Linked DNA regions of Homo sapiens: region 1 is linked to region 2. A link is a loop called in an ENCODE intact Hi-C map of the cell type or tissue named here. Cell type or tissue: heart left ventricle. All regions are shown on one strand. Each heading gives the region's core, and the rest is flanking DNA. Links, peaks and the distances in the headings are about the cores only. Region 1 has its middle 39 kb from the start of CD320. Region 2 has its middle 6.7 kb from the start of OR1M1.

What was found. A loop is a pair of places that touch in the nucleus more often than their neighbours do. Peaks named below come from ENCODE experiments on the same cell type or tissue, not always from the same donor. Only the 100,000 strongest peaks of a DNase experiment are listed, where the experiment ranks them.
Region 1: it touches region 2 in a loop (8-fold over the local background); 4 of 110 quality-filtered maps call a loop at or near these places.

The regions. Positions count from the first base shown.
Region 1 is chr19:8,264,298-8,274,826 of GRCh38, forward strand. No RefSeq gene overlaps it. Among named protein-coding and RNA genes, the nearest start is that of CD320, 39 kb to the right of the region's middle. RefSeq lists an enhancer at 4,679-5,008. In heart left ventricle, for the core only: CTCF peaks have their summits at 4,781 (motif pointing right) and 4,990; a DNase peak (open chromatin) is centred at 4,804; H3K4me3 peaks cover 928 bases.
Region 2 is chr19:9,075,088-9,085,616 of GRCh38, forward strand. It overlaps the pseudogene OR1M4P. Among named protein-coding and RNA genes, the nearest start is that of OR1M1, 6.7 kb to the right of the region's middle. In heart left ventricle, for the core only: a CTCF peak has its summit at 4,917; no DNase peak of the experiment used is centred there; H3K27me3 peaks cover 805 bases.

The sequences.
Region 1 (10,529 bases), core at 1,377-9,376, 810 kb before region 2:
GCCTGTAATCCTAGCACTTTGGGAGGCCAAGGCAGGCAGGTCACCTGAGGTCAAGAGTTAGAGACCAGACTGGCCAACATAGTGAAACCCCATCTCTACTAAAAATGCAAACATTAGCCAGGCGTGGTAGGGGGTGCCTGTAATTCCAGCTACTCGGGAGGCTGAGGCAGGAGAATCACTTGAACCTGGGAGGTGCAGGTTGCAGTAAGCCGAGATCATGCCACTGCACTCCAGCCAGGGCAACAGAGCCAGACTCCATCTCAAAAAAAAAAAAAAAAAAGGGGGGGGGGGCAAAGAGACCAGGTGTGGTGGCTCACCCCTATAATCCCAGCACTTTGGGGGCTTAGGCAAGAGGATCAGTTGAGTCCAGGAATTCAAGACCAGCCTGGGAAATATAGCAAGACTCCCTTCTCCACAAAAAAAGAAAAAAATAGGCAAAGGACTTGAATAGAAATTTCTCGACTGAGTGTGGTGGCTCACACCTGTAATCCCAGCACTTTGGGAGGCTAAGGCAGGTGGATCACCTGCGGTCAGGAGTTCGAAACCAGCCTGGCCAACATGGTGAAACCCATCTCTACTAAAAATACAAAAATTAGCCGGGCATGGTGACACGTGCATGTAATCCCAGCTACTCGGGAGGCTGAGGCAGGAGAATCGCTTGAACCCGGGAGGCAGAGGTTGCAGTGAGCTGAGAGCGCGCCACTGCACTTCAGCCTGGGCAACAAGAGCAAGACTCCATCTAAAGGAAAAAGAAAAAGAAAAAAAAAATTCCCAAAAAGAAATGGCCAATAAGCACATGAAAAGATATTCAACATTGTTAGTCATTAGGAAAATGCAAATCAAAAACACAATGAGAAACCACTTTACATCCACAAGAGTGGGTATAATAAAAGAAGTGTTGGCCAGGTGCAGTGTAATCCCCTCATGCCTGTAATCCCCAAACTTTGGGAGGCTGAGGCAGGTGGATCACCTGAGGTCGAGACTTCGAGACCAGCCTGACCAACATGGAGAAACCCCTCTCTCCTAAAAATACAAAATTAGCCGGGCATGGTGGTACATGTCTGTAATCCCAGGTACTTGGGAGACTGAGGCAGGAGAATCACTTGAACCTGGGAGGCAGAGGTTGCAGGGAGCCAAGATCATGCCACTACACTCCAGCCTGGGTAACAAGAGCGAAACTCTGTCTTAAAAAAAAAAAGTGTTGGCAAGGATGTGGAAAAAATGAAACAACTGTATTCACTGCTGGTGGAAATGTAAAATGATCACTGTGGAAAATCGTTTGGTGGTTCCTCAAGAAATTAAATAGAATTACTATATGATCCAGCAATTCCACTCCTAGGAATAGACCCAAAAGAATTGGAAGCAGGTACTCAAATATTTACACATGAATGTTCATAGCAGCACTAGTCACAATAAAGGTAGAAACAGCTGATCACAATGGTTCACTCCTGTAATCCCAACACTTTGGGAGGTCGAAGTGGGAGGATTGCTTGAGCACAGGAGTTCAAGACCAGCCTGGACAACATAGTGAGACATGGTCTCTGCAAAAAAATAGAAAAATCAGCAGGGTGTGGTGGCATGCACGTATACTCCCAGCTACTCAGGAAGTTGAGTGAGAGGATTGCCTGAGCCCAGGAGTACAAGACTGCTGTGAGCTATGATCATGCCACTATACTCCAGCCTGCGCAACAGAGAGACCCTGTCTGGAGGGGTGGGGGGAGAAAAAAACACCATAGAAACAACCCAAATGTCCAATAACAAATTGTAGTCCATCCATACAATGGACTACTACTCAGCCATGAAAAGGAATACAGCACTCACATATGCTGCATGTGAATGAACCCTGGAAGCATTATGCTCAGTGTAAGAACCCAGACATAAAAGGTCACACATTTTATGATTCCACCTATATGAAATATCCAGAAGAGGTAAACCTATAAAAATAAAATGTATATTTATAGCTGCCGGGGGCTTCAGGGTGAAGGCATAGGAAGAAACTGTTTAATGGGTACGGAGTTTTATCTTGCAGCGGTGGAAATGTTTTGGAACTAAAGTCGTGGTTCTACAACATTGCAAATGCACTCGATGCCACTGAACTGTTCACTTTAAGATGGTTCGTTATGTAAATTTCATCTTAATAAATGCATGAAGAAAGGGATTTGTATGTATCAACTACAGTGTCTCATGAAGCAAAGATTATAATTATTCCATTTACCTGGTGTTTCCCTATCCAATAATTCCCATTTCCTCCAAAAAAACAAATAATAGGAACCTCATGGGTTGAAAGAGAGCCCATAATGAAGATTAGAAAATACACTCCTATAGATGAATAGCAAAGGCCGGGCACAGTGGCTCACGCCTGTAATCCCAGCACTTTGGGAAGTCAAGGTGGGCGGATCACGAGGTCAGGAGATCGAGACCATCCTGGCCAACATGGTGAAACCCCGTCTCTACTAAAAATACAAAAATTAGCTGGGTGTGGTGGCACATGCCTGTAATCCCAGCTACTCGGGAGGCTGAGACATGCCAGCACTCCAGCCTGGCAACAGAGTGAGATTTTGTCTCCAAAAAAAAAAAAAAAAAAAAAAAGATGAATAGCAAAAATATAAAAATATTACATGTCAATGTTTGTGGAGTGTAGCTTAAGCAATCCTTTGGAGGAAGTTTGCAGCCTAACAGGCTTATATTAGAAACGAAAAAAAAAAAAAAGCAGCCTGGCGTGGTGGCTCACACCTGTAATCCCAGCACTCTGGGAGGCCAAGGGGGGTGGATCATGAGGTCAGGAGTTTGAGATCAGTCTGACCAACATGGTGAAACCCCGTCTCTACTAAAGATACAAAAAAAAAAAAAAAAATTAGCCAGCAGTGGTGGCACGTGCCTGTAATCCCAGCTACTCAGGAGGCTGAGGCAGGAGAATCGCTTGAACCCAGGAGGCAGAAGTTTCAATGAGCCAAGATTGTGCCATTGTACTCCAGCCTGGGCAACAGGGTGAGACTCAAAAAAAAAAAAAAAAAAAAAAAAAAAAGAAAAAGCTCAAAAATAATTAGCTAAGCATTTAAGAAGATTTTAAAGAACAGTAAAATAAGCTCAATAAAAGAAAAAACAGGATAAGTGTTAAAATTAGGATCATCAAACCTAAAAGTTAGTTATTTGAATGACTAACAGACGAACATCTGGCAAGATTAATAAAGAAAAATAAAAGAAGTCACAGAAAAAAATATAGAGACAGGCCAGGTGCGGTGGCTCATACCTGTAATCCCAGCACTTCTGGAGACCAAGGGAGAGGATCACTTGAGCCCAGGAGTTCAAGATCAGCCTGGCAACATGGCAAGACCCCCATCTCTGCACAAAATTTAAAAATCAGGCATGGTGGTATGTGCCTGTAGTCCCAGCTACTCAGGAGCTCAAGGCAGGAGGACCACTTGAACCAGGAGTTCAAGGCTGCAGTGAGCCGTGATCTTGCCACTGCACTCCAACCTGAGGAATAGTGGAAGGCCCCAACACTAAAAAACAAAAATAAAGCATCATACATGTCAAATGTTATATTTAATGTCATATTTAATTGTTGGGTACATAACCCTTAAGGTAAGAAATAAGACAATAGCTGCTATCGCCACCCTTATTCAAAATTATTCTGGGAGTTCTAGTTAACAATAAATCAAAAAAGGCCGGGCGCGGTGGCTCACGCCTGTTAATCCCAGCACTTTGGGAGGCCGAGGCAGGCAGATCACCTGAGGTCGGGAGTTCGAGACCAGCCTGACCAACATGGAGACACCCCATCTCTACTAAAAATACAAAAAAATTAGCCGGGTGTGGTGGCGCATGCCTGTAATCCCAGCTACTTGGGAGGCTGAGGCAGGAGAATCACTTGAACCTGGGTGGCGGAGGTTGCAGTGAGGCGAGGTCACGCCATTGCATTCCAGCCCAGGCAACAAGAGTGAAATTCCGCCAATTAAAAAAAAAAAAACCGTAAAACAAAAAAAGATATCAGTAGGAGAAATAAAGAGAATAAAACTGCCCATTATTAGTCTATGACATATCTATATCAAAAACCCAGGATGTAGAAGGCAGCACAAGATAACAGAATAGAAGGCTCCACCAACCATCCCTCCAACAAGGACACCAATTTAACAGCTACACACAAAAAAGCACTTTCCCAAGAACCAAAAATCCCAGCCGGGAGCAGTGGCTCATGCCTGTAGTTCCAGCTACTCAGGAGGCTGAGGCAGGAGAATCACTTGAACCCGGGAGGCAGAGGTTGCAGTGAGCCGAGATCGCGCCACTGCACTCCAGCCTGGGCGACAGAGCAAGACTCTGTCTCCGAAAAAAAAAAAAAAAAAAAAAAAAAAAAAAAAAAAAAAAAAAAAAAAAAAAAAGAAGAACCAAAAATCAGGTGAGCACTCACAGTACCCGGTTTTAACTTTATATCACTGAAAGACACACTGAAGAAACACACTGAAAGTCCTGAATCTCTGACACCACCTCTCCGCCACCCCTGGCAGCATGGTGTGGAGAGTGCCTTTGTGTGTTGGGGAGAGGGAGGGGGCAGCAATTGTGAGGCATGGAACCCAGCGCTGTCCTTTTAGAGCAGAAAGAAAAACCCGACCACACTCAGCTGATGCCCACCCATAGAGGGTGTGGGCGGCAAGCCACCCAGGTGCCGAGGCAAGAGACTGAGGGCACAAGTTGTTCCAGTAAAATAAAAAATATATATAAAATAAAAATAGTTACACCAGAAGACAAGAGTGCGAGCCCTCTGTTATGCCCGGACAGGGCCACTAGAGGGCTCCATGGTCTAGCGGTAATGCCGGCGCCTGGGAAGGCACCCGTTACTTAGCAGACCGGGAAAGGGAGTCTCCCTTTCCTTGGGGGAGTTAGAGAAGACTCTGCTCCACCACCTCTTGTGGAAGGCCTGACATCAGTCAAGCCCCCACCATCCCCACCTGCCAACAGCCATCCAGAGGCCTAACAGTCTAGCCTCTGTCATGCTGTGCTTCAGCGGTCACGCTCCTGTTTCACTTTCATGTTCCACCCTGTACACCTGGCTCTGCCTTCTAGAAAACAGTAGCAGAATTAAGTGAAAGTATTAAGCCGTTGACCTCTCCAAGAAATAATGACATAAGCTGTCCCCTCTCTCTGCCTCGGCTACCAAACAGGGAAGGGCCCCCTGTCCAGTAGACACATGACTCACGTGACCTTACCTATCACTGGAGATGGCTCAACACTCCTTACCCTGCCCCCTTGCCTTATATCCAAAAAATAACAGTGCAGCCAGGCATTCAGGGCCACTACCGGTCTCTGCGTCTTGGTGGTAGTGGTCCTCCAGGCCCCAGCTGTCTTTCCTTCTCTTTGCCTTGTGTCTTTATTTCTACGATCTCTCATCTCCACACACGAGGAGAAAAACCCACAGGCCCTGTAGGGCTGGTCCCTATAGAGGGGGCATTTAAACCAGCCCTAACAAGAGGGAAATTATGGATCCCAGTGGAATTTGAGTTCCTGCAAACTTTGCGACCCACCATGGGCTAAAGTGCTCTGGGTCTCTAAGTAAATTTGAAAGTCAGTCTAGGCTATCAGTGCAACTCCTAGGCAAGTCCTAGTGAGGTAGAAGATAAGATTTGACTTCAGAGGTGGGGCTCAGACACCAGACCATATTGAGGACTAGCTAAAACAGGTGAAGGAAAAGGGAGGGGGAAGCAGCTTTCGATGAGACATGCCTGCCAGTGTGCCGTGTCAATTTCACATTACCATGCTAACATCAAGGAATTACTGCCCCTTTCCAGGCAATGCCCCAATGATTAGTACCCCCTTCCCTAAAAGTTTCTACATAAACTGCCCCTTAATCTGCATGCGATTAAAAGTGGGTATATGCCAGGCACAGTGGCTCACGCCAGTAATCTCAGCACTTTGGGAGGCTAAGGCAGGTGGATCGCTTCAGCCCAGGAGTTCAAGACCAGCCTGGCCAACATGTCAAGACCCCATCTCTGCTAAAAATACAAAAACTGGCGGGGCAGGGTGGCTCATGCCTGTAATTCCAGCACTTTGGGAGGTTGAGGAGGACAGATCACAAGCTCAAGAGATCGAGACCACCCTGGCTAATGCAGTGAAACCCCGTGTATACTAAAAAATACAAAAAATTAGCCAGGCCTGATGGTGGGCACCTGTAGTCCCAGCTACTCAGGACGCTGAGGCAGGAGAATGGTGTGAACCCAGGAGGTGGAGCTTGCAGTGAGCCAAGATCGTGCCACTGCACTCCAGCCTGAGCGACAGAGTGAGACTCCATCTGAAAAAATTAGCCAGGCCTGCTGGTGCCCGCCTGTAGTCCCACCTACTTGGGAGGCTGAGGCAGAAAAATCACTGGAACCCAGGAGGCGGAGGTTGCAGTAAGCTGTGATCACGCCATTGCACTCCAGTCTGGGCAACATGAGCGAAACTCCGTCTCAAAACTAAAAGAAAAGATGAAGATGAAAAGAATACCTTTATGGAAAAATATAAAATGCAAAACTTGCACCAAGAGGTACCAAAAAACTTTACTAAATCCATAAATATTAATGAAATGGAAATAACTTGGGGGAGGGGGCAGACAATATGGTTCATGCCTGTGATCCCAACATTTTGGGAGGCTAAGGTAGACAGATCACTTGAACCCAGGTGTTTAAGACCCATCTGGTCAACATAGCGAAACCTGGTCTCTACAAAACAATTTAAAAATTAGGCCGGGCGCGGTGGCTCACACCTGTAATCCCACCACTTTGGGAGGCCGAGGTGGGTGGATCACAAGGTCAAGAGATCGAGACCATCCTGGCTAACATGGTGAAACCCTGTCTCTACTAAAAATACAAAAAATTAGTTGGGCGTGGTGGCGGGCACCTGTAGTCCCAGCTACTCGGGAGGCTGAGGCAGGAGAATGGCCTGAACCCGGGAGGCGGAGCTTGCAGTGAGCCGAGATTGCGCTACTGCACTCCAGCCTTGGCGACAGAGGAAGACTCCATCTAAAATTTAAAAAATAAAAATAAATAAAAATTAGCTGGATATGGTGGTGTGTGCCTGTAGTCCCCACTACTCGAGAGGCTGAGGCTGAAGGATCGCTTGAACCCAGGAGGTCAAGGCTATAGTGAGTCATGATGGTGCCACTGCACTCCAGCCTGGTTGACAGAGGGAGACCCTGTTGAAAGAAAAAAATGAGAGAAAGAGAGGAAGGGAAGGGGAAGGGAAGAAACAAACTACCTTCCGCTAAAGGACAAAACCCAGAGGATTTTTCAACCAAAGTTTTTGGGGTTTTTTTTTTTTTTTTTTTTTTTAGACGGAGTCTTGCTTTTTTTTTTTTTGAGACAGCGTCTCGCTCCGTCGCCCAGGCTGGAGTGCAGCGGCGCGATCTCTGCTCACTGCAAGCTCCGCCTCCCAGGTTCACGCCATTCTCCTGCCTCAGCCTCCCGAGAAGCTGCGACTACAGGCGTCCGCCACCACGCCTGGCTAATTTTTTTCTATTTTTAGTAGAAATGGGGTTTCACCATGTTAGCCAGGATGGTCTCGATCTCCTGACCTCGTGATCTGCCCGCCTCGGCCTCCCAAAGTGCTGGGATTACAGGCGTGAGCCACCGTGCCCGGCCCCAATCAAGTTTTATCAACATTTCAAGTAACAGTTATTTCTCATCTAATTCAGGCTGATACCAAGAAGAGGGGGAGGGAAAAAAAAGAGGGAAAGGGGGAGAATATCCAATTTCTTTTATTTTTAAATTTTTTATTTTGGAGACAGGGTTTTGCTCTGTTGCCCAGGCTGGAATGCAGTGGTGTGATCACAGATCACTGCAGCTTCCAACACTTGGGCTCAAGCAATCCTCCTGCCTCAGTCTTCCCAGTAGCTAGGATGACAGGTGCACACAACCACACCCAGCTAATTTTTTTATTTTTGGTAGAGATTAGGCCTTGCTATGTTGTCCAGGATGATCTGAATCTCCTAGCCTCAAACCATCCTCCCACCTCGGCCTCCCAAGCACTAGGATTACATGTGTGAGTCACCAAAATGAGTACAGGGCTTCCTTTTGGGGTCATGAAAATATTCTGGCAGTAGATAGATATGGTTGCACTGCACTGTGAATGTACCAAATGCCACTGAATCATTCACTTCACAATGGTTAATTTTATGTTATATGAATTTCACTTTGATAAAAACAGATGTGGCCGGGCACAATGGCTCATGCCTGTAATCCCAGCACTTGAGAGGCCAAGGCCAGTCGATCACCTGAGGTCAGGAGTTCGAGACCAGCCTAACCAATATGGTGAAACCCCATCTCGAATCTCTACTAAAAATACAAAAATTAGCCAGGCATGGTAGCATGCACCTGTTGTCCCAGCTACAGGAGGCTGAGACAGAAGAATTGCTTGAACCTGGGAGGTGGAGGTTGCAGTGAGCCAAGATCACACCACTGCACTCCAGCACTCCAGGTTGGATGACCGAGCACAACTCCATCTCAAAAAAAAAAAAAAAAAAAAAAAAAAAAAAAGAGGAGGCCAGGCACTGTGGCTAAATTCTATCATCCCAGCCCTTTGGGAGGCCAAGGCAGGTGGATGACTTGAGGCTAGGAGCTTGAGACCAGCCTGGGCAACATAATGAGACCCCATCTCACAAACAAAAAAGATTTCTTGGCCAGGAATGGTGGCTGACGCCTGTAACCCCAGCACTTTTGAGAGTCTGAGGCAGGTGGATCACAAGGTCAGGAGTTCAAGACCAGCCTAGCAAACATAGTGAAAACCCCATCTCTACTAAAGATACAAAAAATTAGCTGGGCGTGGTGGCACGTGCCTGTAATGCCAGCTACTCGGGAGGCTAAGGCAGGAGAATCACTCTAACTCAGGAGGCAGAAGTTGCAGTGAGCTGAGATCACAGCACCACTGCACTCCAGCCTAGGCAACAGAGCGAGACTCTGTCTCAAAAACAAAAAACAAGAACAAAAACAAACAACAGTTCTAGAGATGGGTGGTGGTGATGAGTGCACAACATTGTAAAAATACTGAATACCTTTGAAGCCCACTTTAAAATTGTTAAAGTGGTCAATTTTATGTTATTTTTAGGTATAATACTTACGTACTTTTTGTATTTTTTTCTATTATGTATTGATATGTATATTTAACAGTAGAAAAAAAATGATGGTCACTCGATCGGAAACAGAAAAGGTTAAAGCAAAAGTAAAATGCATGAAAACCAGGGAGAACTGCCAGATAAGCACATGGTCAGTGACCCTGGATTAGCCCGAGGCTGACTGGGTGTTGGACATGGGGAACGACCACCACCTAGGGGCAACTTGCCATCTGCCGCTATGTTCTTTCTGGGACTTGGAAAAACATGCATTACTAGGAACTTCCCCTACTGTTATTCCCTGTTTCCCCCGCCACCCCGCCCGAGACAGAGTCTTACTCTGTCTCCTAAGCCGGAGTGCAATGGCCGATCTCGGCTCACTGCAACACCCGCTTCCCGGGTCCAAGCGATCCTCCTGTCTCAGCCTCCTGAGAAGCTGGGATTATAGGCACAGGCCACCATGCCTGGCTAATGTTTGTATTTTTAGTAAAGACGGGATTTCGCCACGTTGGTCAGGCTGGTCTCGAGCTCCTGACCTCAAGTGATCCGACAGCCTTGGCCTCCCAAAGTGCTGGGATTACAGACGTCAGCCACCGCACCCGGCCTGTTATTTCCTCTTAATACTGACATCATCCTCCTGTTTACCAATCTTTGTCACAGACCAGGTGGCATCTCTGAGAAAACAGAAATCAGCAGGAGAGACCTTCCAGAGCCACTGCCCTCCATCAACCTGCAGACCTGCATCAGGACCCAGACGCAGTGGCTCTTCCTCTTGCCCTGTGAGAATCAATTTGCCCTGGATGCAGCAAAACCACGCCCCCTTCTCCACCAACTCCTCCACCCCTTCATGGGCCTAGACAAGCACCTACCTCAACAACCTCCCCGCACCCCTGGAGCATTCCTATCAGCACACAAATAGGTTGATGCATTTTTCCCTCCTTTGTTTTTATTATTAAGGTGAAACTCACACGGCATAAAATTAACCTTTGTTTTTTTTCCTTTTTTTTTTTTTGAGACTGAGTCTCGCTGTATTGCCCAGGCTGGAGTGCAGTGGCGCGATCTCGGCTCACTGCAACCTCTGCCTCCCAGGTTCAAGCGATTCTCCTGCCTCAGCCTCTCAAGTAGCTGGGACCACAGGCTCGTGCCACGACACCTGGCCAATTATTGTATTTTTAGTAGAGACAGGGTTTTGCTATGTTGGCCAGGCTGGTCTCAAACTCCTGACCTCAAGTGATCCACCTGCTTCAGCTTCCCAAAGTGCTGGGATTACAGGTATGAGCCACCATGCCCAGCCCCTTCTTTTTTTGAGAGAGAGAGAGAGAGACACAGACAGACAGAGTCTTTGTCACCCAGGCTGGAGTGTAGTGACTCGATCTCAGCTCACCACAACCTCCACCGCCCGCCTCAGCCTCCTGAGTAGCTGGGACTACAGGCACACGCCACCATACCCTGCTAA
Region 2 (10,529 bases), core at 988-8,987:
GTTTTGGTGGGTTTTGACTGGCTTCTTTTTGCAACCTGTTTTATCAGCAAGGTCTTTATGACCTGCATCTTGTGCTGACCTCCTATCTCATCCTGTGACTTAGAATGCCTTAATTGTCTGGGAACACAGCCCAGCAGGTCTTGGCCTTATTTTACCCAGCCCCTACACAAGATGGAGTCACTCTGGTTTAAACATCTCTGACAAAGGCATTCAGAGAGAAAGTCTGTCCATGTGAACATTGTCTCCTAAGCTTGCCGGGTGCTCCAATCACGGCCATGGGCAGGACGTGTGACAGCTGGTCTCCCCCTCCAAGACTCCCAGACTAGCAGGCAAATCTAACATTCCAGAAACCCTTAAATAGTTCATGAATGACACCTGAAATCTGCATTCTGCTGGGGGAGGCAGGGACGTGTCTTGGCCGTGGCTGGGAAGCAAGATTTTTAAAGCTCAGGCCTGAGCTGGAAGAAAAGACTGGAGGAAGAGGGGAGGGGATGGGCAGGATTCCAACTCTCCTGGGGGAGTTCCAGGCTGGGGCAACACCGGTTTTACTTTCTGAAGCGGAGGGAGGTCTCTGTCCATCTCCTGCTGACACCCACCCCACCTGGGCCTGGCTGCTACCCGAGGGTAATTATCTGCACCCAGCCATGCACCGCACCGCCGTTCCCACTGCCCATGACTCACTCGGCCCCCCTTGCGTTCTTTGTTCTTCGCCTCCTTCCCCCACCTCCCTGCAGGCTTCACACTTTGCAGGCCTAGGTCTTAGTCATCTCTGGGAACGGCTCCAATTTTCTTACAATGATAAGTAAATGGATCATTCTTTAGCTCGGCTAGAATGTCCCCATCTTTATTCTCAGAGCAATTCCTTGCACATAGCCGCATGCCCTCATCATAGGGATTTTGCCCTGGCTGCCACCTTGCCCTCCTTCTGGTTCCCTGTTTCATTTTCGAAGGTCTTTCTTCTTTGAGACAAGGTCTCACTCTGCCCCTAGGTGAAGGGCAGTGATGCGATCATAGTTTACTGTAGCCTCCAACTCCTGGGCCCAATCGATCCTCCAACCTTGGCCTCCTGAGTAGCTGGGACTGTAGGCACCCGGCTAATTTTTAAAAATTATTTTCAGAGACAGGGTCTTGGCCGGGTGCGGTGGCTCATGCCTGTAATCTCTGTACTTTAGGAGGCCGAGGTGGGTGGATCACCTGAGGTCCGGAGTTCCAGACCAGCCTGGCCAAAATGGTGAAACCCCGTCTATATTAAAAATACAAAAAAATTAGCCAGGCGTAGTGGTGCACGCTTGTAGTCTCAGCTACTCAGGAGACTGACGCAGGAGAATCACTTGAACCCAGGAGGTGGAGGTTGCAGTGAGCCGAAATTATGCCATTGCACTCCAGCCTGGGCGACAAGAACAAAACTCCATCTCAAAAACAAAACAAACAAACAAACAAAAAAACTCAAAAGAGACAGGTTCTTGCTGTGTTGCCCAGGCTGGTCTCGAACTCCTGACCTCAAGTGATCCTACTGCATTGGCCTCCCAAAATGCTGAGATGACAGTCGTGAGCCACCACACCTGGCCTCGTTTTGAAGGTCTTGAATCAAATAATTACCTTTTCCTTGAGGTATCTGGAATATATAGATAACATAACCGGTTAGGTCAGGGGTCGATCTTTAACCAGGCCCAGGGTGCGGTGCCGGGCTGTCTGCCTATGGATTTGATTTCTGCCATTTAGTTTTTACTTCTTCTTTCTTTGGAGGCAGAAATTGGGCATAATATGAGGGGTGGTGTCCTCCCTTACTATGATTGTGCCCCTGCACTCCAGCCTGGTCAACACAGCAAGACCCTGTCTCAAAAAGAAAAGGGATCTAACATCTTTTTAAATTTACTTATTTATTCTACCTGTAGACTCTTAACACTAGAATGTCAGGGATTTTTGCATGTTGGTTCATTCACTGATCCGTTGTATTCTCAGACCTGGGGCTTGTCAAGCATGCAGGCACTGAATGAACATCTGTTAAGGAAATGCCGAGTGAGCCAAGCATGGAATTTGTAAGGCTCTTGTGTCGTTTCGAACCCCGAGAGCAAGCCAACAAACAACATGAGCTGGTGTGGAGCAACACGCTGTTTTAATGTGCACCTGGGTGCAGACGGCTGAGGCCTAAAATGGCGTCAGCCCCAAGTGAGGACGGGGCAGGGGTTTTATAGTCTCCCGTAAACAGCAAGTGTCCCAGTCTGACGTAACTGCTACATGGTACCCGGATGGCCCGTCTCTTGATCTTCAGGGGCATGTGTCTTCCGGCCAGGGTAGATGTCTTCCAGCCAGGGTACGTGTCTTCCGGCCAGGGCAGGTGTCTTCCGGCCAAGGTAGCTGTCTTCCGGCCAGGGTAGATGTCTTCCGGCCAGGGTAGATGTCTTCCGGCCAGGGTAGGTGTCTTCCGGCCAGGGTAGATGTCTTCCGGCCAGGGTAGATGTCTTCCGGCCAGGGTACGTGTCTTCCGGCCAGGGTACATGTCTTCCGGCCATCTCTCTTCCTGCTTCTGCTATCTTGCTGGCGCATGCTGCTGGGGCAAGTAGCCTTGCACCTTGGGACTGGGCCTGAGAAGGGAGGAGTTATTCATCCCCCCAAGTTTATCCTCCCAAGTTTTCAGGCCGCGGGGAGAATCTTTCAGAATTATTCTGTCAATATTGTTTCTTCCCCCTTACCCTGGCTCTCTTCTCCCAATCCTGCCCTGGTCCCCACTCTGCAGATGAGTAGACACTGTGTCCCACCTTGTCCTGTGGGTGCCTGATACTTGACTCTGTCAGTGCTTGTGGCTGCTGTAGTTTTATTTATTTTCGAGACAGAGTCTCACTCTGTCACCCAGGTTGGAGTGCAGTGGCGCTATCTCGGCTCACCGCAACCTCTGCCTCCCAGGTTCAAGCGATTCTTCTGCCTCAACCTCCCGAGTAGCTGGGATTATCTAGGCGTGCACCACCATGCCCAGCTATTGTATTTTTAGTAGAGACAGGGTTTCACCATGTTGGCCAGGCTGGTATCAAACTCCTGACCTCAGGTGATCCCCCCACCTCGGCCTACCAAAGTGCTGGGATTACAGGTGCGAGCCACTGTGCCTGGCTTGTAGTTTAATTTTTATTTATTTATTTATTTATTTATTTATTTATTTTTGGAGATGAAGTCTTGCTCTGTCACCCAGTCTGGAGTGCAGTGGCACAATCTCGGCTCACTGCAACCCCCACCTCTCAGGTTCAAGCGATTCCCCTGCCTCAGCCTCCCAAGTAGCTGGGATTACAGGCGTGCACCATCATGCCTGGTTAATTTTTGTATTTTTAGTAGAGATGGGGTTTCGCCATGTTGGCCAAGCTGGTCTTGAACTCCTGGCCTTAAGTGATCTGCCTGCCTTGGCCTCCCAAACTGCTGGGATTACAGGCGTGAGCCACTGCACCAGGCCAATTAACTTCTCCTAATCTGTAACTAAGGTCTGAGTCCTGAAGACCTTCCTCTGAGCCTCAGTAAATTTACTTAATCTAGATGGGTCCAGGTGCCAGGGATAGTTACCCTTATCTTGTCTCCTGCTAAATTTTAGAGTCTAGAGAGTTTCTTCAGACTCCCAATAAAACTTGTTTAATCCTAAACAGGTCCATTAAGAATTCCTTCATTATCTTGTCATGCTTCAAGGCCCAGGAAAGGCCTGGGCAAAACTCTTGGTGTGCTTTTGTTACGTTCCAGCCTTTGTCTAAGGGCACTGGCGCTATCATCTTTAAATATTTAACTTAACCACGCAGTCAGTGCTGAAACAGTTGTTAGAGAGGCCTGTGTTAGTGAGACCTGGCCTGTCACAGTATCTCTCTGTCTCTCTTTCCCTCCCTCTCTCTTTTTCTTGCATAACTGCAGTATCTCTCTGTCTCTGTCTCTCTCTGTAGCGCTCCCTCTGTCTCTCTCTTTCATTTTTCTTTTCTTTTTATTTATTTATTTATTTATTTTTTGAGACGGAGTTTTGCTCTTGTTGCCCAGGCTGGAGTGCAATGGTGTGATCTCGGCTCACTACAATCTCCACCTCCCGGGTTCAAGCAATTCTCCTGCCTCAGCCTCCCAAATAGCTGGCATTACAGTCACACACCACCATACCTGGCTAATTTTTTTTTTTTTTTTTTTTTTTTGAGATGGAGTCTCGCTCTGTCGCCCAGGCTGGAGTGTAGTGGCGCAATCTCGGCTCACTGCAACCTCCACCTCCCAGGTTCAAGTGATTCTCCTGCCTCAGCCTGCCGAGTAGCTGGGATTACAGGCGTGCACCACCATGTCCAGCTAATTTTTGTATTTTTAGTAGGGACAGGGTTTCACCATGTTGGTCAGGCTGGTCTCGAACTCCTGACCTCTTGAACTGCCCGCCTCGGCCTCCCAAAGTGCTGGGATTACAGGTTTGAGCCACCACGCCTGGACTAATTTTTGTATTTTTAGTAGAGACGGGGTTTCGTCATGTTGGCCAGGCTGGTCTTGAACGCCTGACTTCAGGTGATCCACCTGCCTCAGACTCCCAAAGTGCTGGGATTACAGGCGTGAACCACCAGGTCCGGTCTTCTCTCTCTCTTTTTCTTGCATAACTTCAGTATCTCTCTGTGGACAACAGAAACCAGATGGCCCCAGTCCTGGGTTAGGTGGGAAGATATTCACCGAGCCCAGGGGCTGGGGTGGGAAATTTGGAAAACGTAAGGCCACTTTCAACCCTTTCCCAGTGTGCCTTAACTTGGGAAGCCCCTGGGCTATAGGCTTCTGGCTCCCCAGTGGCAAAAGGCACTGAGGTCAGGTGGGGAAAGGGACCAGGATTAAGCAAAATGTCTGTGCTAGGCGGGAGATGCTGTCTGTGAAAAGTGCCCGAGGGACTGGAGCACCTGAGACGTCCTCGCTGCGTGTTTCTTCTGCCCTCGTGTGTCTCCATTGGGAACTGCAGTAACCCAAGTCTAGGTTTTTGTTGTTTTTTGAGATGGAGTCTCTCTCTGCCGCCCAGGCTGGAGTGCAATGGTGTGATCTTGGCTCATTGCAACCTCCACCTCCTGGGTTCAAGCGATTCGCCTGCCTCAACCTGCCGAGTAGCTGGGATTACAGGTGCCCGCCACCACGCCTGGTGAATTTCTGTATTTTTAGTAGAGATGGAGTTTTGCCATGTTGGCCAGGCTGGTCCCAAACTGCTGACCTCAGGTAATCTGCCCGCCTCGGCCTCCCAAAGTGCTGGGATTACAGATGTGAGCCACCACACCCGGCCTTAAGTTTATTATTATTATTATTATTTTAGACAGCATCTTGCTCTGTCACCCAGGCTGGAGTACAGTGGTGCAATTATGGCTCATTGTAGCCTGGACCTCCCGGCCTCTGCTGATCCTCTTTCCTCAGCCTCCCAGGTAGTTGAGACTACAGGTGTACACCACCAGGCCTGGCTACTTTTTTTTTCTTTTTTGGTAGAGATGGGATCTCACTATGTTGCCCAGGCTGGTCTTAACCTCCTGGGCTCAAGCAATCTACCCACCTCTGCTGGGCATGGTGGCTCATGCCTGTAGAGCCAGCACTTTAGGAAACCTTTATTTCTTAACACAGAGCAAGTTGGAGATGTTTTTGTTTGGCTGACAGAATCTTAAGAGATTTATTGGTGCCTGAGGCATTTCTCATTTCACAGGGGAGGGAGGGGTCTAAATAAATGCTTCAGCTCAAGCTGGATACAGAGGGAGGGATTTTCCCAAATTTCTAGCAGCCCCCAGGTTGTAATAACTTCCCAAGTCTCTGGCAATTCCAGCCTTCTGTCAATTAGCACTGTAATCACCTGCGTGCCTATGGCAAGAGAGTTTAGGGAACTTGCAAGAAGAGAGAGCTGTAGTTTCGCTTTCCCATGGTTTCTGGTTACTCCAAAAAGGCCCTGACCAGAATCATGGACTCTCCATGGCAAACTCTCATCTTATTTTATATTTATTTGTTTATTTATTTATTTTTTTATTTTTGAGATGGAGTTTTGTTCTTGTTGCCCAGGCTGGAGCGCGATGGCATGATCTTGGCTCATCACAACCTCCACCTCCCGGGTTCAAGCAGTTTTCCTGCCTCAGCCTCCCGAGTAGCTGGGACTATAAGCATGCACCACCATGCCCTGCTAATTTTGTATTTTTAGTAGAGACGGGGTTTCCCCATGTTGGTCATGGCTGGTCTCGAACTCCCAACCTCAGGTGATCCACCTGCCTCGGCCTCCCAAACTGCTGGGATTACAGGCGTGAGCCACTGCACCTGGCCTATTTTATTTTTTATGTATTTTATTTTTTGAGATGGAGTCTCGCTCTGTTGCCCAGGCTGGAGTGTAGTGACGTGATCTTGGCTCACCGCAACCTCTGCCTCCTAGGTTCAAGCGATTCTCCTGCCTCAGCCTCCCGAGTAGCTGGGACTACAGGTGTGCACCACCATGTCTGGCTGATTTTTTTGTATTTTTAGTAGAGACGAGGTTTCACCATCTTGGCCAGGCTGCTCTTGAACTCCTGACCTCGTGATCCAGCCGCCTCAGCCTCCCAAAGTGCTGGGATTACAGGCATGAGCCATTGCGCCCAGGCTTACTTTATTTTTTTAGTTTAATTTTTTTTTTTTGAGACAAGGGTCTTGCTATGTTGCCCAGGCTGGAGCACAGTGTTTATTCACAAGCACAATCATTGCACACTACAGCCTTGAACTTGGTCTCAAGCAATCCTCCCAACTTCCAATTATCTTAAATTCTGTTTTTGTCTTTGTTTTTGAAATGGAGTCTCTCTCTGTAGCCCAGGCTGGAGTGCAGTGGTGGGATCTTGGCTCCCTGCAACCCCCGCCTCCCGGGTTCAAGTGATTCTCCTGCCTCAGCCTCCCAAGTAAGTGGGATTATAGGTGCGCACCACCTCGCCTGGCAAATTTTTGTATTTTTAGTAGAGACCGGGTTTCACCACCTTGGCCAGGCTGGTCTGAAACTCCTGATCTCAGGTGATCCGCCTGCCTCTGCCTCCCAAAGTGCTGGGATTACAGGTGTGAGCCACCGTGCCACCTGGCCATTCTTTTTTTTTTTTTTTTTGCCAGAGTCCTGCTCTGTCACCCAAGCTGGAGTGTGGTGGCACCATCTCAGCTCACTGCAATCTTCGACTCCCGGGTTCAAGTGATTCTCTTGCCTCAGCCTCCGAAGTAACTGGGATTACAGATGCCCACCACCACACCCAGTTAATTTTTGTATTTTAGTAGAGATGCGGTTTTACCATGTTGGCCAGTCTGGTCTCTAACTCCCGATCTCAAATGATCCACCTGCCTTGGCCTCCCAAAGTTCTGGGATTGCAGGCATGAGCCACCATCCCCGGTCAAATTCTGTGTTTCATTCACCAGAATAGTCACCAGAAAGCAGATTTTCTTCGTCTTTCCAACCTGTGTACTTACTTATAGAAATCTACAGCAGGGCCACATCTGGAGGTCTGTTTGTTCACCTGAGAAATTAAAATTTAATTCTCTTGGAAGAAAAGTAACACAAATAAATCAGAGGTTTGATTATTCAAAGCCATTCTGCTTAATATCATGTCAGCTTGAGGCCGGGCACTGTGGCTCATGGCTGCTTTTGCTTTTGCTTTGTTGGTGTGTTTTGTCCAATTCTTTGTTTGGGAATCCAAGAACCTGAACACCTTCTACCAGTAACACCATGACAGTTTACAGATGCCATGGCGACATCAGGAAGTTACCCCAGATGCTCTAAAAAGGTGAGGCATGAATAATCCTCCCCTTGTTTAGCATATCATCAAGAAATAACCATGAAAATGGGCAACCAGCAGCCCTCGGGGCTTCTCTGTCTATGGAGTAGTCATTCTTTTATTCCTTTGCTTTCCTAAAAACTTGTTTTCACTTTGTGGACTTGCCTGAGATCCAAGAGCCCTCTCTTGGGATTTGGATTGGACCCCTTTCCTGTAACACCTTGGGGTCAGGAAAGGCTTTCTCTCCCAGTGCCTTGGGGTCAGGCACAGGGCCACAGCTTCCCCATAGAGAGCCCAGGAATGTTTGCATTATCAGGGATAAGAGATGGCCTTGCTTCCGGTTTGAAGGCTCACCAGCATCTTGGGGATGGTGTTGGTGGCCAGACAGAAATCAATCAGGGACAGGTTGGCCAGGAAGAAGTACATGGGGGTGTGGAAGTGGGAGTCTATGCTGATGGCCAGGATGATGAGCAGGTTCCCCAGGACTGTACCAGGTACATGCAGAGGAACAGAGAAAAGAGAAGTGTTTCCTGCTCCGGCTTTTCTGACAGTCCCAGGAGGATGAATTGAGATGCACTGGTTTGGTTTCCTGGTTCCATGGGTGTGATTCCTCTGGAAGTATGGAAAGGGGAGGTTATAGGAATGCCAGGGAGATGGTTTTGGAAGGTTAGATGAACTCTAACCTTTAATTTTAACCTTTAACTTTAGAGACCCTGTCTCTAAAATATAAATATTATATATGCTATAATATATATATTATTTTTCAGAGACAAGATCTTGCTCTGTCACCCAGGATGGAGTGCAGTGGTGCAATCATAGCTCATTGCAACCTTGAACTCCTGGACTCAAGCCATCCTCCTGCCACAGCCTCTCTAGTAGCAGGGTCTACAGTCACACATCACCATGCCTGGCCTATTTATCTTCTTTTTTGGGGGTGGAGAGAGGGTTTTGCTATCTTGTCCAGGCTGGCCTTGAACTCCTGGGCTCAAGCGATCCTCCCATCTAGGACTTCCGAAGCTCTGCGATTGCAGGTGTGAGCCACCACACTTGGCCTGACAACAGCTTATATATAGGTTGCACCTTGAACCATGGATGAAATGTTTACAGCAACTCATCTTCTTCTTTTTTTATTAATTAAAAAATTTTAGGTTGGACGTGGTGGCTCACGGCTGTAATCCCAGCACTTTGGGAGGCCAAGGCGGGCGGATCATTTGAGGTCAGGAGTTTGAGACCAGCCTGGCCAACATGGCAAAACCCTGTCTCTACTGAAAATACAAAAATTAGCTGGGCGTGGTGGCAGGCGCCTGTAATTTCAGCTACTTGGGAGGCAGAGACAGGAGGATTACTTGAACCCAGGAGGCAGAGGTTGCACTGAGCTGAGATCATGCCATTGCACTCCAGCCTGGGCAACAAGAGTGAAACTCCATCTCAAAAAAATAAAAAAGTAATATAACCATTAATATTGATGCTACTGTCAACTGTTGACTCTCCAAACAAACCCAGCAAGTGCTTGTAAGCCAAAAATAACCACCCCCATCCATCTGAAGGGACCCCTCCTCTTGGCCAAAGGCATTCTAAAGTTAACCTGAAAAGCTGCTTCAGGACTGTGTGTGGTGGCTCATGCCTGTAAACCCAGCACTATGGTAGATGGGCGAATCACTAGAGGCCAGGAGTTCAAGACCAGACTCTCCAACATAGTGAAATCCTGTCTCTACTAAAAATACAAAAACATTAGCTGCGCGTGGTGGCATACACAGGTAATCCTAGCTACCTAGGAGGCTGAGGCACGTGAATTGCTTGAACCCAGGAGGCAGAGGTTGCAGTGAGCCAAGATCGTGCCATTGCACTCCAGCCTGGGCGACAAGAGTGAAACTCCGTCTCAAAGAAAAAAAAATGTTAAAAGAAGTAATTTATAGAGAAGAATATAATAGAGGTCAGAAACTCAGATCTACGTAAATAAAGGAAAAGCATTAAAGAAGTAATAGGTAAAAGAGAAACAAGAGCTTTTGGCTGGGTGTGGTGGCTGACACCTGTAATTCCAGCACTTCAGAATTTTTATCATGAAAGGTTTTTATTTCATGAGTGTTTATTGAGTGAGCACATTACCCCATAATCTGGGCATTGCCTCATAAAACCAAATTTCTAAAAATTTAGGAGGCTGAGGCAGAAGAATCCCTTGGGGCCAAGAGTTTGAGACCAGCCTAGGAAACCTAGCGAGACCCCATCTCTATAAAACATTAAAAATTTTTTAAAAATTAGCCAGGATTGATGGCACACACCTGTAGTCCCAGTTACTCAGGAGGCTGAAGAGGGAGGATTATGTAAGCCCAGGAATTGGAGGCTGCAGTGGGTTATGACCAGACCACTGCACTCTACCCTGGGTGACAGAATGACACCCTGTTCAAAAATAAGAAAGGAAAACAGAAAAACCTATAGATTAAAAGGACTTAAAACAGTAATCAACCAACTGCAATCTATGGACATTATATGAATTCTGATGTAAAAAACTAAAAATATATGAGGCAATTTGGGTAATTTGAATAATAATTGGGTATTTGAAAATGTTATATAATTATTATTAATATTTTGAATCAAAATAATTGCTAGGCGCAGTGGCTCACATCGGTAATCCCAGCACTTTGGGAGGCTGAGGTGGGTGGATCGCTTGAGGTCAGGAGTCCAAGACTAGCCTGGCCAACATGGTGAAATCCTGTCTCTACTAAAAATACAACTTGGGAGCCTCCCTACTCAGGAGGCTGAGGCAGGAGAATCGCTTGAACCCGGGAGGCGGAGGTTGCGGTGAGCCAAGATTGCACC